2 separate regions of the Homo sapiens genome follow, and region 2 is linked to region 1. A link is a contact called in ENCODE POLR2A ChIA-PET data. All regions are on one chromosome and are shown on one strand. The core of a region is the stretch at or near the end of the contact, and the rest is flanking DNA. Distances in the headings are between cores, read along the strand shown.

The links. ChIA-PET counts read pairs that join two places held with the same protein, here RNA polymerase II (POLR2A).
Region 2: POLR2A ChIA-PET joins it to region 1 with 18 read pairs in AG04449. The contact joins two enhancer-like sites. POLR2A ChIA-PET finds 5 or more read pairs at or near these places in 4 of 52 experiments (AG04449, GM12878, IMR-90 and 1 more).

Annotation. Positions count from the first base shown.
Region 1 is chr10:74,291,139-74,295,900 of GRCh38, reverse strand. The region is part of intron 3 of ADK (adenosine kinase); the gene reads right to left. Among named protein-coding and RNA genes, the nearest start is that of ADK, 140 kb to the right of the region's middle. Within about 2 kb of position 2,845, at least 8 of the 41 ENCODE cell types and tissues checked have a DNase peak (open chromatin) inside an H3K27ac peak, as active enhancers do.
Region 2 is chr10:74,888,505-74,893,266 of GRCh38, reverse strand. All of the region lies in intron 3 of KAT6B (lysine acetyltransferase 6B), which reads right to left. Among named protein-coding and RNA genes, the nearest start is that of KAT6B, 64 kb to the right of the region's middle. Within about 2 kb of position 2,031, at least 3 of the 41 ENCODE cell types and tissues checked have a DNase peak (open chromatin) inside an H3K27ac peak, as active enhancers do.

The sequences.
Region 1 (4,762 bases), core at 1,596-4,095:
AAAGATACTGTAGGGAAAAGGTTATGCTAACGCATTTTAACACTTAAGACAAAATGTACAAATACTTAGAAAAAGAAATTTTACCAAAGTTGATTTAAGAAGTGAAAAAAAATCTAAAAAGCCCTTTAAGTATTTTTTTTTTAATGGAACATTCCTACAAAGAAAACTCCAGGCTTCAAGGGTATCACCAGTGAATTCCACCAAACATTTAAGAAATAAAACCAATAGAAGTAAAACCAATCATAGACAATATCTTCTGAAAACTAAAAAAAGGGAGGAACACCAAAAAGAGGGTCCATATTAAAATGAAGAACATCGGTTCATCAAAGACACCATTTAAAGAATGAAAGAACAAGTCCAAAAAGACATATGCCAACCAAAAAGTGTCATAGCCCTGAGTACAGAGATTTTTCATTTAAAAAAATTTTTTTTTTTTTTGAGACAGAGTCTTGCTCTTGTCGCCCAGTCTGGAGTGCAATAAAGTGATCTTGGCTCACTGCCACCTCCGCCTCTCAGGTTCAAGTGATTCTCCCACCTCAGCCTCCCAAGCAGCTGGGATTACAAGCACGTGCCACCATGCCCGGCTAATTTTTGTATTTTTAGTAGAAACGGGGTTTCACCATGTTGGCCAGGCTGGTCTCGAACTCCTGACCTCAGGTGATCTGCCCGCTTTGGCCTCCCAAAGTGCTGGGATTACGGGTGTGAGCCACCACATCCAGCCAAATTCATTAAAAATTCTTAAACAGGCCGGACGTGGTGGCTTGCAGATGAATACCAGAACTTTGGGAGGCTGAGGCACGCAGATCACCTGAGTTCAGGAGTTCGAGACCAGCATGGCCAACAGGGTGAAACCCCAGCTCTATCAAAAAATACAAAAATCAGCCAGGCATGATGGCATACGCCTGTAGTCCTAGCTGCTGAGGAGGCTGAGGTGGGAGAATCACTTGAACCCAGGAGGCGGAGGCTGCAGTGAGCCGAGATCACATCACTGCACTCCAGCCTGAGCAACGGAGCAAGACCCTGTCTCAAAAATAAATACATAAATAAATATAAAATATTCTTAAACACCCAATAGAAAACTGGGTAAAAAACTTAAGTAATTCACAAAGAAGTATATCTAATTGATCAACATATAAATAAATTTTTAAAAGCTTAACTTTATTAGTGGTCATGGTCAAGGAAATACAATTAAAACTACAATGATATACCACTGCCAGTTTACCAGTATAACTAAACAGTTGTTTGTCTGAAGATAGAAAATAACAGTGGAAAAACTGGAACTCCCATTTCTGCTGTTCTAAAGATAACACTTTGGGCCAGGGGTGGTGGCTCACACCTATAATTCCAGTACTTTGGGAGGCCAAGGCAGGCAGATCACCTGAGGTCAGGAGTTCAAGACTAGCCTGGCCAACACGGTGAAACCCCATTTCTACCAGAAATACAAAAATTATCTGGGCATGGTGGCGTGTGCCTGTAATCCCAGCTACTTGGGAGGCTGAGATAGGAGAATCACTTGAACCCGGGAGGTGGAGGTTGCAATGAGCCGAGACTGTGCCATTGCACTCCAGCCTGGGCAACAAGAGCAAGACTTCATCTCAAAAAAAAAAAAAAAGAAAGAAAAGAAATATGTGCATATGAGCACCAAAAGACACACCCAAGAATGTTCACATACCAACATTATTTGTAATATGGCCAAACTAGTAACAACCCAAATATTCATCATCAACAGTAGAATATAAAAATAAACTGAGATAAATTCATATGATGGAATAGGACATGGAAAAGAAAATGAACAAAAGCACTGCTATGTTCAACAATGTGGATAAAGCTTATAATGATGAGCCAAAGAAGCCAGAGACAAAAAGTACACACTATATGATTCCATATATTTAAAGTTTAAAACAGCAAAGGTAATCTCCAATGTTAGAAGTCAGGACAGAAGATACCTTTGGGGAAGAAGGTGGGGGTGAGGGGTGCTTCTGGGCTGCTGGCCAAGTTCTATTTCTAGAACTAAATGGTAGTTAAGCAAGTATGTTTACTTTGCAGTAATTCTTTCAGCTGTACACTTATGATTTTTATACCTTTCTATGTATGTTATACTTTAATTCACAAAAAGTTAATAAAAGAATCAATGATGAATTTTGGCAAATGCTCTTCTAGCATCTATGAAAATAATATAAAAATTTATCCAAAAACCTACTAATATGGTACATTAGTCTTTTCTAATCAAAAGATATAAATCACAGAGTAAGGTAAACAGAAGTTTAACATAAAGAAGTATTTTAACTCTAATAAAAGAGTAACTATAAGATATAAGAAAGCTCTATATAGTACCCCAAGGCAGATTAAAAGAGTATGCAATGTTAAAGACTCAGACTCATTGGAGAAGGTGTAGTTCAATAACAAGTTAAGAGAGTAGTTCATTAGTACTAGTGGGTCTGCAGTCACTGAGTGAACAACAGAAACCCTCTGAGAAGCATCGTAAATTATGTTAATAGATACCCTAATTTTGAACAACTCAGCTTAGAATAAACCCCACTCATGTTTCATTCTTTTTATATTGCTGTTAACATAATTTGTAATTTGTGGCTTTTTTAAACATACAAAAGTATAAAAAATATATTTGTGTGTATCAATTCTGTAACTACCTGCCACTTAAATGTTCTTGTTTCTAAATACAACCATTTCACCTGCAAATAATATTTCCTTTTTTTTTTTTTTTTTTTTTTTTTTTTGAGACAGGGTTTCAATCAGTCACGGGGGCTGGAGTGAAGTGATACAATCACAGCTCACTGCAGCCTCAACCTTCCAGGTTCAATCAATCTTCCTGCCTCAGCCTCCTGAGTAGCTGACCACAAGCATGCACCACCACACTCAGCTAGTTTTGTAGAGATGGTGTTTCACCATGTTGTCCAGGCTTCCTATCTTTACTATTTTTAAACCTTTCTCATTTTTATTAGAGTGTCATTATCTGACTTACGTTTTTAAAATGTCCGCCAATCTGTTGTGCTGACAAGATATTGAAGGCAGCAAAGGTGGAAAGAAAGTAACTAAGAAGCTACTGCAAAAATCTAGGCAAAGGATGATGGTGGCACAAAAGAGAGGTGGGGGTACAGATGACTTTAGCGATTTAGATGGTATAAGTGATCAGATTTCAGGATATATTTCACAAGTGGTGCCAGTATAATTTCCTTAAGGATTAGATGTGGGATATAAGAGAAAGAGGAAAAACAAGAATGAGTCTCAGGTTTTTATCCTGAATAACGAGAAGGATAAAACTGCCATCAAGTGAAATAGAGAGGGCTGCAGGTGGAACAGGTTTTAGAGGAAAGATTAGGAGTTCAGTGTTGGGACACATTAGGATATCAAAAATACAAGCAGATTCATTAAATAGATGCTGAAAGAACAAGTCCCCTAACTTCTCAAACATGATTAACTCTCCAATCCTCCAATATTGCTATGACTAAGGACACAGAGTGCTATACTACAGGGCACACTCTACTTCACTGCAAAGAAATGATTCCTTGACATACAAAAAGGATAGAGATTTGACAAAAGGTGTCATCTTCCCATCACAGAAACAGGCCTATACACCGACTACCACATGCAGGGAAAAACAAAATGGGCTCTTCTAACACAGAACCAAAAGACCTAAATTCCCCTCCAGTATATTCCATATGATCTTTGTAATGCAAAAAAATGAGTAAAGGACTGGTATTCTTGGTATAGTAGACAATACTGAGCTCCCAAAAGTTTCACAACAGAGGTAAGTAGGTAGGTAGGCAGGTAGGTAAGTAGAGAGGGAGAGAGATGTTAAATAAATACATTTGAGAAAAAGAAAAAAACAATCCCACGGGCTCATGATTCTAGTGATGCAGTCATTCTGTGTCCCAGGGAGACCTGACAAATTTACCTCAAAAATGACATCTTGGATTTAAAATCTGAACTCTAGGACTTTAAAATTTCCTGTTTTACAATATGATACACTTTTTTCTTTGTTCCATGCTACCTCCTTTCATTCCTGCAAGAAAAGTCACGAAGAACAAAATACTGTACAGATGAGAAAACTGAAGCGTGAAATCATTATGATACACATAATACAAAGGTAGCCAAAATTAGAATCAATATCACATCCTTTGCCAACTGTCTACCCCTCATAGAATATCTAGTATGGTAAAGCTATCATACTAAAGTAGATATAAAACAAGATTATAAAAAGTTACCACATGTAATATAAAAATATTTGAAAAAAAATCAATACTTCAATAATCACAATATTCTCCCCAGTTACTGACAATTATCATTAAGATTTGACCACTGCTGTACATCCTGCATATAAAATAATTTCATATGGTTTATGCTTGCTTTCCACTTACCTATAACTCATAACAATCTATATAATGTTTTGGTAGAAAATGCTTTCTTTTTGTTATATGTGACATTAGGGTTTTGTTGTTATTGTTGTTGTTGTTGTTGTTGTTTTTGAGACGGAGTCTCACTCTGTCACCCAGGCTGGAGTGCAATGGTGCGGTCTCAGCTCACTGCAAGCTCCACCTCCTGGGTTCACGCCATTCTCCTGCCTCAGCCTCCCGAGTAGCTGGGACTACAGGTGCCTGCCACCACACCCGGCTAATTTTTTGTATTTTTTATTAGAGACAGGGTTTCACCGTGTTAGCCAGGATGGTCTTGATTTCCTGACCTCGTGATCCGCCCACCTCAGCCTCCCAAAGTGCTGGATTACAGGCGTGAGCCACCGCACCCA
Region 2 (4,762 bases), core at 782-3,281, 600 kb before region 1:
GAAAGGTCTGCCCACTTTTCTGTGGTCCAGTCCTGCAGCCTGTAAAATATCTTCCACCATTTGCAGGAGTCCACATGCCAGCTCTCTCTAGTGAGACCCCTTTGCTGGGACCTCCATGCTGCCTGATGCAGGCAACGGGTGCCCTTTGACTCAGCTCTCAGTCTCCTCTCAGCTCCTGCCTCTGTGGTTCACCCACAACCTCTTTCTGCTGCGGGCCTAGCCCTGGCAGGCAGCCTTCGCAGGCAGGACAAGTCTTTCAAAAAGACTCAGGCCAGCTGTCCTCCATGTAGACCACCAGGCCCACAGGAAATGTCAAGCGTTTTTGCTGTCCTCTCTCCATACACTGTCCCCAGGGGCAGCTCCAGCCACATGGGGGGCTTTCAGATGAGAGGAAGATACTTGCCTCTGTATTCACAGACATCCCCAAACTCCAGGAAAGCCACACCACACTCACTCAAGAACGCTTTCTCAGGAGTCCATTCTAATCCCACAGCAGCACCTGGCTGGTACCTCTGTGCAGCTCAATGAGATGTCAATCTACCCTCTTGAATTCAACCGTAATCTCTGAGTTATTCTCTTGAGGCCTTTCTCTAATGACTAGGGGAGGACAGAAAGAGGAGAAACCCCCACCTCCCCCAGGCAAGAGCTCCCTACCCCTAAGAGTTCCTTGCAAGCAACTGACTTATACTCTTCTCTTACACAGGTTGGTTATGCTATGGGGGGTATAATAGCTGCTATGTGCACAAAAGGTGGTTAGAGGTATCAGTGCGAAATGTACAAAAGTAAAGGCTAAGTCCACCTATAGTAACACTGATGTGTGCAACCAGGACTATCCAGGAAGAAAATCTTGATAATTTTAGTAACTCTAGTGCCACTACTAACTGTCGCTGCCTTTATAGGAGACAGGGTCTCTCTTTGTCCCCCAGGCTGCAGTGCAGTGGGGCAAATATAGCTCATTGCAACCCCAAACTTCTAGGCTCAAAGGATCTTCCCACCACAGCCTCCCAAGTAGCTGGGACTACAGGTGCACACCACCATGCCTGGCTAATTTGTTTACTTTGTGTAGAGACTGGGTCTTGCTTTTTTGCCCAGGCTGGTCTCGAACTCCTGGGCTCAAGTGATCCTCCTTCCTTGTCCTCCCAAAGTGCTGGGATTACAGGCGTGAGCCACCACACTCAGCCTGTCCCTGCATTTTCTAACACTGTTCAGATTCAAACTCCAGGTGGAAGCAGTCAACAGGCTAAGCCTAAGAAGCATGTCCACCCCTGCAGTTCCTAGGAGGCAAGAACAGAAAATGCCCATTTGAACTCTGCTGGCTTCCACAGCAGAAGGTAGAACCTACCAGGACTCATTATTGGGCAACCTATAGTGGACAGCAGATGTCCATTACAGACATTCCCTATCTGCTTCCTTAAAGAACTGAGAATATCTGTCAAAACAACACTGGTAATGATAAACAATGTTAATTCTGCCAGTCCACGTTACATGCCAATATTGTTCCAACTAAAAAATAATTTATAAAAGCATAGCTCTGATCACTACCACAATCTGCCATCATCAGTCAGAGTCAACAAAAAAATAAAAGCTCCCAGAAGGGCTAAAATCCTTAATGCAAGGCTGATAACAAAGATGGCAGGAGATTATTTAATTTTTTAATGTCAGATCATGTTAACTGCCATGCTTAAATTTGCAAATTGTTGCTTGTTAAAATATCCATTTACTAAAATGATAAATAATACATGTTGTGACACATTAGTGAAACTGTTATTTTTTAAAGCATCACAGACACAGATGAATTACCATTTCGGTGCAAACCCTTGTACCATTTAAGGAAAAACAAGAGGATCTGTTAAGTTACATCGTGGCAGAAAACTCAAGAGTTGCCACCACATTTCCCTACCCCAAAATGACCCTCCACATTTCAGATTCTTAAGGTCTTCTCAGCAAGGCATGTGCAGAGCCAAAACCAGAGCCCAGAAAGTTGACTGAAGGCTTCCTGCCAAAGGCAGCCCTTGCAGTAGCAGCACCAGCTAACATCAAGGTCGAGCTGGCAATGGAAAGGTGGCCAGGTTTAAAAGAAATGCTGTCAGGAATTGCCAGGAATAAAGAAGCCATTCCAAATTGCACTATAGCAAAGGTAACAAGGATCACAGCTTTCCCCAATGTTCATCCATTTCATCCCCCACTAATCTTGCTCAGTAATTTTCATGTTCAATTTTACCTCTTATTCATATAGAGCTCAGCTCTTTGCTTTTATTGAATGGGAATACATACTAGAATTTCCTTTGAAAGAGAAATGGTTATTTGCAAATGCTGGAAGGCAGAGAGTAAAAACAAAGTTTGTAACACAAATATAATTTTGAAATTCAACCATTTATATGCCAAAAAAAAACCCAAACTGTGTTCTATTTACCTTTAACTCAAGATTTGAACATATATCATAAAATCCTTAGAAAACAAAGTGACTGTATTTTAAAAATCAAACCAATGATGGTACAAAAAAAAATTGGTAACCAAAAGATTAAATGTAAAACATGAGTTCACTGACTCAAGGTCAAATTTCTAAACTTGGCATTCTCAGCTCTTCATGGTCCGGCCCTAGCCTACCTTTTTCTATTTTACTTCCTACTGCTTCCCTTTAATAGACGTGTACTCCGAGAAAACTGTACTACTCAGCTCCTCACATTCTCCTGTGTGTATTTTTGTTTGTTTGTTTGTTTGTTTTGAGACGGAGTCTTGCTCTGTCACTCAGGCTGGAGTGCAGTGGCCCGGCTAATTTTTTATATTATTAGTACGGACGGGATTTTGCATTGTTGGCCAGGCTGGTCTCAAACTCCTAGCCTCAAGCAATCTGCCTGCCTCAGCCTCCCAAAGTAATGGGATTACAAGTGTGAGCCACCACACCCGGCCTCCTGTGTGCATTTGTAAATGGTGGGCTCACCTCCCTTTTCTTCTGAATATCTCCTTAAAAATTACATGTCCAGGCCAGATCACTTGAGGTCAGGAGTTCAAGACTAGCCTGGGCAACATGGCGAAACCCCATCTCTACTAAAAATACAAAATGAGCCAGGCAGCTGGCATGTGCCTGTAGTCCCAGCTACTGGGGAGGCTGAGGCAGGAGAATCACTTGAACTCAGGAGGCAGAGGTTGTGGTGAGCCAAGACTACACCACTGCACTCCAGCCTGGGTGACAGAGTGAGACTCTGTCTTAAAAAAAAAAAAAAAATTACATGTCCAAATTCTCCCTTTCCTACAGTGACCAGCTCAAATGGCATCTTGGCCAAGTGTCCTCTCCTTCCTCTGCCTCCCACAGTCCTGGCAATGAGCTATACTCCATACACCTTATCCCTTCTTGAAGAGTCATCTTTGGTCAAAAAGTCACTACTAAACTGTGAGTTCATCTTCACAACACAGCTTTTACTTATGGGGAGACACTCACACTATGCCCTGTTTACACAGGATCCAAGCAGAGCCTGCCTCCAACCTATGGCAGGTCATCTCCTGCCTGCCTTGTGTAAATTCCTCAGATTTAAAAGCCCATTTATTCCTTTGGCTCTTTCCCACTAGGGCTTAGCTCTCTCCCAAAACAATGAATTTTCCTTTCAATGACATTGGATAAGGCTCCTTGATTTGATCTATTTTCTGCCTCCCATCCACTGAGCCTTGCTCCAGGGTATGCCCAGTCCAGTATAAAAAGCCTGGCACCACCTTGTGGGGAGAGAATTTCAACCTCTTTACACAGATGCAAAGGTCCCCATGAGGCAACTGGCCCTGAATTCTGGAGTTCGGCTCCTCCCTTCTCTTGGACCTCAGTTCTCAATTCTCTCCCACTGAATCTTCACAGCTACTTAACTTCTTAATGAAGCTGAACGCTCTATCAACCATCCAGGCCTTAAAGTTCTCAAAGCTGAATATCAAGCATAATCACCCAAGTAGAGAAATGGATCAGACATCAGAGACATCCAGGCAACCTTATCTTGTCTAAAATTATATCTTGTCTAAAAAATATAAATATGTATTTTTAAAATTTTTCGTTACACAATAATGGAATATAATTTCACTGTAAAAAAAATTTGACAACATAGATGACACAGACAAAGTCTCCACTGACACTTCCTCAATCTCGTCCCATGTCTGTCTTAGAGTCCTTTATCCACGTATTTACATATCATCCTTCATCAAATCTAAGATCTTATCACTTGTAATGTGCACTATGCTTCACCAAGAGTTTAAATTAGTAAACTATGTCACCAATTGTTAGATACGCTGATTTCAGAAATGTTAAAAAATCTGAAAAGCATGTTTTAGAATTTACAAATACATATAAATTTTGAGGTTTACAAATATAAATGTAATAATTTTATATTTTTTCTCACTAAAAACGTATCTGAGAGAGCCTCCCACATCAGCTGCATAAAGATCTATACCACACTCTTACACACTTTTTAGGTATCGCATTCTATATGCTGGCTGTACCACTGTACATTTAATCATTCCAATATTTCACCATTCCAGTGCTGGAATGAGCATGTGTTCAGGTGTATTTCACTAGACACAAAATTACCAAATTAAAAGTATGTGATTTTATTTTCAAAGATACAGCCAAACTACCTTCTCCAAAAAGGTCTGAACAATTTATATGCTCAGAATATGAAAGTACACCCATTTTTTCTCATTGCCGCCAAAGAATATTATTCTCTTTAATTTCTGCCAATCTGATGGGATAAAATCATATCTAGTTGCTTTAATGTGTAATTCACTA